Linked DNA regions of Homo sapiens: region 2 is linked to region 1. Evidence: read pairs that join two places in POLR2A ChIA-PET (ENCODE). Cell type or tissue: GM12878. All regions are shown on one strand. Each heading gives the region's core, and the rest is flanking DNA. Links, peaks and the distances in the headings are about the cores only.

The links. Peaks named below come from ENCODE experiments on the same cell type or tissue, not always from the same donor. Only the 100,000 strongest peaks of a DNase experiment are listed, where the experiment ranks them.
Region 2: POLR2A ChIA-PET joins it to region 1 with 5 read pairs; 2 of 35 experiments call an interaction of 5 or more read pairs at or near these places.

Annotation. Positions count from the first base shown.
Region 1 is chr16:14,309,496-14,312,404 of GRCh38, reverse strand. The region is part of intron 1 of MIR193BHG (MIR193b-365a host gene); the gene reads right to left. Among named protein-coding and RNA genes, the nearest start is that of MIR365A, 1.7 kb to the right of the region's middle. RefSeq lists enhancers at 1,388-1,527, 1,628-1,747, 1,539-1,833 and a silencer at 1,659-1,953. In GM12878, for the core only: a CTCF peak has its summit at 1,660; a DNase peak (open chromatin) is centred at 1,694; H3K4me3 peaks cover 1,646 bases; H3K27ac peaks cover 1,861 bases.
Region 2 is chr16:14,103,634-14,106,542 of GRCh38, reverse strand. All of the region lies in intron 2 of MRTFB (myocardin related transcription factor B), which reads right to left. Among named protein-coding and RNA genes, the nearest start is that of MRTFB, 34 kb to the right of the region's middle. In GM12878, for the core only: no CTCF peak of the experiment used is centred there; no DNase peak of the experiment used is centred there; H3K27ac peaks cover 188 bases.

The DNA.
Region 1 (2,909 bases), core at 200-2,699:
ACCTCGCCTGGCTAATTTTTGTATTTTTAGTAGAGACGGGGTTTCACCGTGTTAGCCAGGATGGTCTTGATCACCTGAGCTCGTGATCCTCATGCCTCGGCCTCCCAAAGTGCTGGCATTACAGGCATGAGCCACCACGCCCGGCTCATATGCTTTTTTCTCCTATTAATCCACTTGTTGTCAGTCATTTCTTTGGTAAAAACTTTTAAAAAATAAATATAAAATAGGGACAAGGTCTCACTATGTTGCCCAGGAACATTTTGAACTCCTGAGCTCAAGTGATCCTCCCACCTCGGCCTCCCAAAGTACTAGGATTACTGGCGTGAGCCACCATGCCTGGCCTGTCAGTTATTTTTAGCAAACTTTTAGCGGGTGAAGGGGCAGCCTTCCCTTGCCTCCTATGCTATGTGTTCTGGGAGTTGACTCATGACAGACATGTATGCATGATCCCTTCCTGAGATCCTAACACCAAGTATTCAGCGTGAAATTTCCATCGTAACGTGGGATTATTTCTTTTTTTTCCTTTCTTTCTTTTTTTTTTTTTTTTTTTGAGACGGAGTCTCGCTCTGTTGCCCAGGCTGGAGTGCAGTGGCTCAATCTCCGTTCCCTGCAAGCTCCGCCTCCCGGGTTCACGCCATTCTCCTGCCTCAGCCTCCCGAGTAGCTGGGACTACAGGCGCCCGCCACCACACCCGGCTAACTTTTTTGTATTTTTAGTAGAGACGGGGTTTCACCATGTTAGCCAGGATGGTCTCGATCCCCTGACCTCGTGATCCACCCGCCTTGGCCTCCCAAAGTGCTGGGATTACAGGCGTGAGCCACCGCACCCGGCTGGATTATTTCTTTGATTCTTTTGTCTGTCTCCCCTGACTCAACTGTGAGCCCCATGCGGGCAGGGGCTGTCTGGCTCCCTGCTGTACCTCCAGCACCTGGCACCCAGCTCCGCACACAGTAGGGCCTCAGCAGCCATCTATCCAGGGAAGGAAGGGCAGAAGCAGTGTCTAGCCACAGCAATCTGACCCAGAAGCAACAATCACAGCTCTCTTGAGTTTCTAGCCTGCGTGATTTACAAGCTTGTTTTGGGCAGGACTAGGTGGCATGCACCTGTAGCCCAACCACTTTGGGAGGCCGAGGCAGGACGATCGCTTGAGCTCAGGAGTTCGAGGCTGCAGTGAGCTTTGACTGCACCGCTGCAATCCAGCCTGAGTGACAAAGAGAGACCCTGTCTCAATTAAAAAAAAAAAAAAAAAAAAAAAGGTTGTTTTGGGGGAATCTCCAACAGCTCAGGAAACCATCTCATCGGCTCCAGGCTTTTCTCACTTGAGGTCCCCGACACTGTGCAGGTGGAAAGATTTAAGGGGCTCCTGAGAGCCCAGCCCCCATCCTGGCAGGCTGCAGGGGGTGGGTGGGGGGTGCGTTCTGGCAGCAGGGCCGGCAGCTGTCTGCAGGCCTCTCAGTGCCTGCTCTAGCTGGCCAGCGGGGGCCCGCTGCCACCCCCCACCCCATGATGCAGCAGAAAGTGAAACCGCAGTTGGCCCCTGCCGGCTGGGACTGATCACCCATGGTTTCCCTGCAAAACCAGAGTCCCAGGGGGCTGGTGGGCAGCTGGCTCCCAGGTCCGGCACAGTGAGGCCTGTCAGGCAAGTGCCCCTAGAGGCCAAGGGAGGTGCCCTGGCCAGAAAGGAGGGTGCTGAGTCATCGTGACCCTAAAATGAGAGAGAAATCTGAGCTATGGATCAATGCAGGAGTGGGGGGGTGAGGGGTCCCAGTGGTGTCGGTGAGCAGGGAAGGGTGGTTTCCCGACCCCCAAAAGGAAGATGTGTGACACCCAGTTTTGTCATGCTGGAGCCCTCTACAGATCTGAACTGGCAACTCCCCCATCTCCCCCCACCCCTCCCCACACCGACTACAGGAGTGCGGAAAATCCCTGAGATAAACAAGAATTCTCTAAAAGTGGACCTCTGAAACTTTACACACGACTTTCTGATTTCTGTCCCATCCTCAGGGCAGCTGTAGTTGCTTAATATTTTTCTTCCAAAACACCCACTCTTTTTTGTTTAACTGACATCAATTGATGGACAAAAAAAGGGCCCCTGTCTCCCGACCCTAAATGGAAAACCAACCAATTGCCTGAAGTACAAATCAGCGGTGCAAAGAATACCTACTAGAATAATTTTCACCTTTAGCCGGCGCCGCTTAAAATCAGAGATGTGCAAATCAGACTTGGGAGTCTGAGTTACAGGTTTCATGCCTGAGGAGCTGGTGGCTCAGAGAGACTGACTCACTTGTCCCGGGTGACACAGCAAGAGAGGCGCAGAGCTCGGGCTGGAATGCAGGCCTGGCTGATCCCAGAAACCCAGGCTCAGTGCTGGGCTGCCGTCTCCCCACCCATGAATTCCTCTGTGTGTATTCATATTATTACCTTCCATGTTTAATGCATGGACTCTCCAATTTTCAAAGCACCTTCAGAGCTTATACAACGTTAGAGCTTTTTATATATAACATTGGCTACATCCAAGAACCCTTTGAAGCCAGAGCAGGGGGTGCTGCCCCTCCCTTGGTGTATGGGGAAACTGAGGCAGCGAGCGGGGAAAGTGTTCTGTCTCAGGGAGCTAGCAGGAAAGCCAGGACTGCCCCAGGGCCCCCTGCCAAGGCGATGATCCCGGAGGCCCTGGCTGCAAGGACCAGGCCTCGTCAAACAGGTAACACTTGTTTCTTTCCGCTTTCCCTACCTCCCCCTACAACCCCCCAGAGCAAATGCTGACGCTGATGGGGAGCCACAGCTGTACTCCTTCCCAGGCCGGATCTCAGCGTCTGCCCCTGGAGGGCAAAAGCACGTTTAGCAACCAGTGTCTGCGCATGGCGTCTTTCAATTTTTCACAGTGATAACCGGTTTTGAGCACAAGAAGG
Region 2 (2,909 bases), core at 130-2,629, 210 kb after region 1:
GAGGCTAAATAACTCACTCACATAGTTACAGTCAAGTGGCGTAGCTGATTCAGTCTACACTCGATCAGCCCATGAATTCAAAAATTTAAGATCCCCCAAATATTTCTTAACAGTATAGGTAAGAAGTATAGTGATTTGAAAGAACTGATTTAAAGTAACTCCTCACCTCTCAGCCCTTACCTATGCAGTTTCCCTTGTAGGAACACCACCTTCGTCCCACCTCTCTACTGGCAAATTGCTACACATCCTTAAAGTCACGGCAAGCACTCCCCAACTCCCCTCAGCAGCACTCCCACTGCACCTGGCACTCACTGCCATTCTATCTACCTCCTGCTCTAGTCCATGTGTCTGTTTATTATTTACCAGGAGAATCTGAGCTCCATGGGGTTGAGAACCTTGCCTTTTCACCTCCATTCCCAGGTTTCTAGCACAGTACCTACCACACACACAAGTGTACAGTAAATATCTGTTCTTGAAATCATTATTGTGGTAGCATTAAGAGACTTAGTTTGCAACATCTATCTTTCACAGCAGATCTGTATCACAATCTACACCATAACTTTCAACAATTCATATTTGTTTCCATAGCAACTAGGGAAAGTGCTCCTTATAATACTAGGAAAGGCAAGCTCTACCTTAAGGTTCAACCCACTGAAATACTTCACAATCACTTGCTTTTTGTTCTTAGTGTGAAGAGACAGAATGACAGCATTTTAACTTTACGTCTTTAAGAACACCTTAACTTTAATAATGACAGTAAAGCTTATTTTTTCATAAGTACTAGAGTTTTCATTGACAAAAGGACAGCATCTTATTAATTCACAAATCTAAAATACCCTTAAGAGTCCAGGTGCTGTGGCTCACACCTGTAATCCCAGCACTTTGGGAGGCTGAGGTGAGAGGATCACTTAAGGCCAGGAGTTTGAGACCAGCCTGGGCAACACAGTGAGACCCTATCTTTACAAAAAATTTTAAAAATTAGCTGGGTACGGTAGCACGTGCCTATAGTTCCAGCTACTCGGGAGGCTGAGGCAGGAGGATTACTTGAGCACAGGAGTTTAAGGCTGCAGTGAGCCATGGTTATGCCACCGCACTGATGCCTGGGCAACAGAGCGAGACCCTGTCTCAAAAAAAAAAAAATCATAAGAGAAGGATACATCTAATCAGGGCATAGCTATACAAAGTGCAACTTTTCTTTTTTTAAAGTAAACATCATTCCTTTCTGATGACCTTTTATAAAAGATGTCATCAACAATTTAGGAAAGAGACAAAGGAGAAACTTCTCTGGTCTAATTTAAAAGACAGCAATGAGGTACAAGGGGTAGTATGAGAACTTCCCAAGGCCTCTATCAGCTCAGTTATTTTCACTCAAAGGAAAGAAATAATGGGTTCCATTTTTCATTCTTAATTAGAATGCTCACTTTCTGAGAGTTTACTGACTTCTATAACACTAAATTTTCCATTAGTTCTGGGCATCAGTTCACTTACTTTTTTTTAAACAGATGGCCTCGTACTTTCATCCACTCCCTCCACTCCTAATTATCAGACCAAGAAAGGGGCACTGATGGCATCCTGACAGCCCTAAGTTCTAACAAGGATAACGAAGCAGAAATGTCAATACGCTTCAGTGCCATGTGTCCTCTAACTACTCAGCTACAATGTCTTCAACATGGCAGGCCAACAAAATGTAGATATGATCAATCAAACATCCGAATTGGGAGGGCTATCCAATGAATGGAATAGCTATTCCGTGAAAATGGACTGCGGTGCCTACATCCCTGCATTAAGTAAATCCTAAAGGAAAAGATTTCATATAAAATTTACTGAGGTTCTCATGCTTATGTTTTAAAAACCTTTCTCACAACTTACTGCTGGAAATAACTGCATATAAACGAAAACAATTCTCATTTTTTTGTTTGGATTCCTTATGACAAATGGGGTACTTTTTGTTTATAAAGCGAAACCCCAACACTTTGAATAATGAAGCCTTCAAATAGTACTGAGATTTATTGATACATCTGAAAGCTAAGGCTCTGCTACAGGAAGAGACTCACAGAACTGCACCATGTCATCCTGCCTGAGTGTAAAATGTACAGGCATCAGTCTACTGGATAAGCTTCCTTGTAAAGTCTACTTGCTCACCAGTGCTTCTGCTGCTGTGGAGAACATGAATTTCAGGAGTAAATGAGACCATGTCATGTTGCTCCCTGATGTCTCTATCAGAAACCCTTAGAAATGGTGAAAAGGTAATGAAAGAGAAAGTGCTCATTCTATGCTCAGCCCAGACAGTCACACCTTTAGGGGTCCTTCCTATCTGAATAAATACACAGTGTTCAGTCTTTCTGGCTAAATTTCAGTTCAGGGCCTGGCCTCATACCTAAACACACCCTCCACTCTATAACATGTCAAAATTCATTTGTAATTTTTATAAGTTTTTTCACTCTGGTTAAGAGCACCCTCTGAAAAGAAACTGTCATCTATGAAGTAGGGAGATTATACTTCAGTACAAATGTCACTTTATCATGTCATTTCATTATTTTTTTCCTCAATCCCAGCCAATACTAAATCATGGTTTCTATGTCTCAGCAGCCAGAAACCAGGCAGAGTTTCTCCCACAGGGAAGTTACAAATTCATCTGACTGCAGAGAGCTTAAATTCTTAATATTTCTCTACAGTAAAGATAGAGAAACAGAGGCCAGTTGCCTCTTTAAAACTGCTACTCTTTCAATTTCAATAATTTCTATTTCAACACCTAATTTATGCCAATCCTTGGCTGGACTGACTTGGACGAAGGCATTAGAAGCAGACTATATTTGTAGCAAACTGGGCTAATTTATGCCAATCCTTGGCTGGACTGACTTTGACGAAGGCATTAGAAGCAGACTATATTTGTAGCAAACTGGCCAATG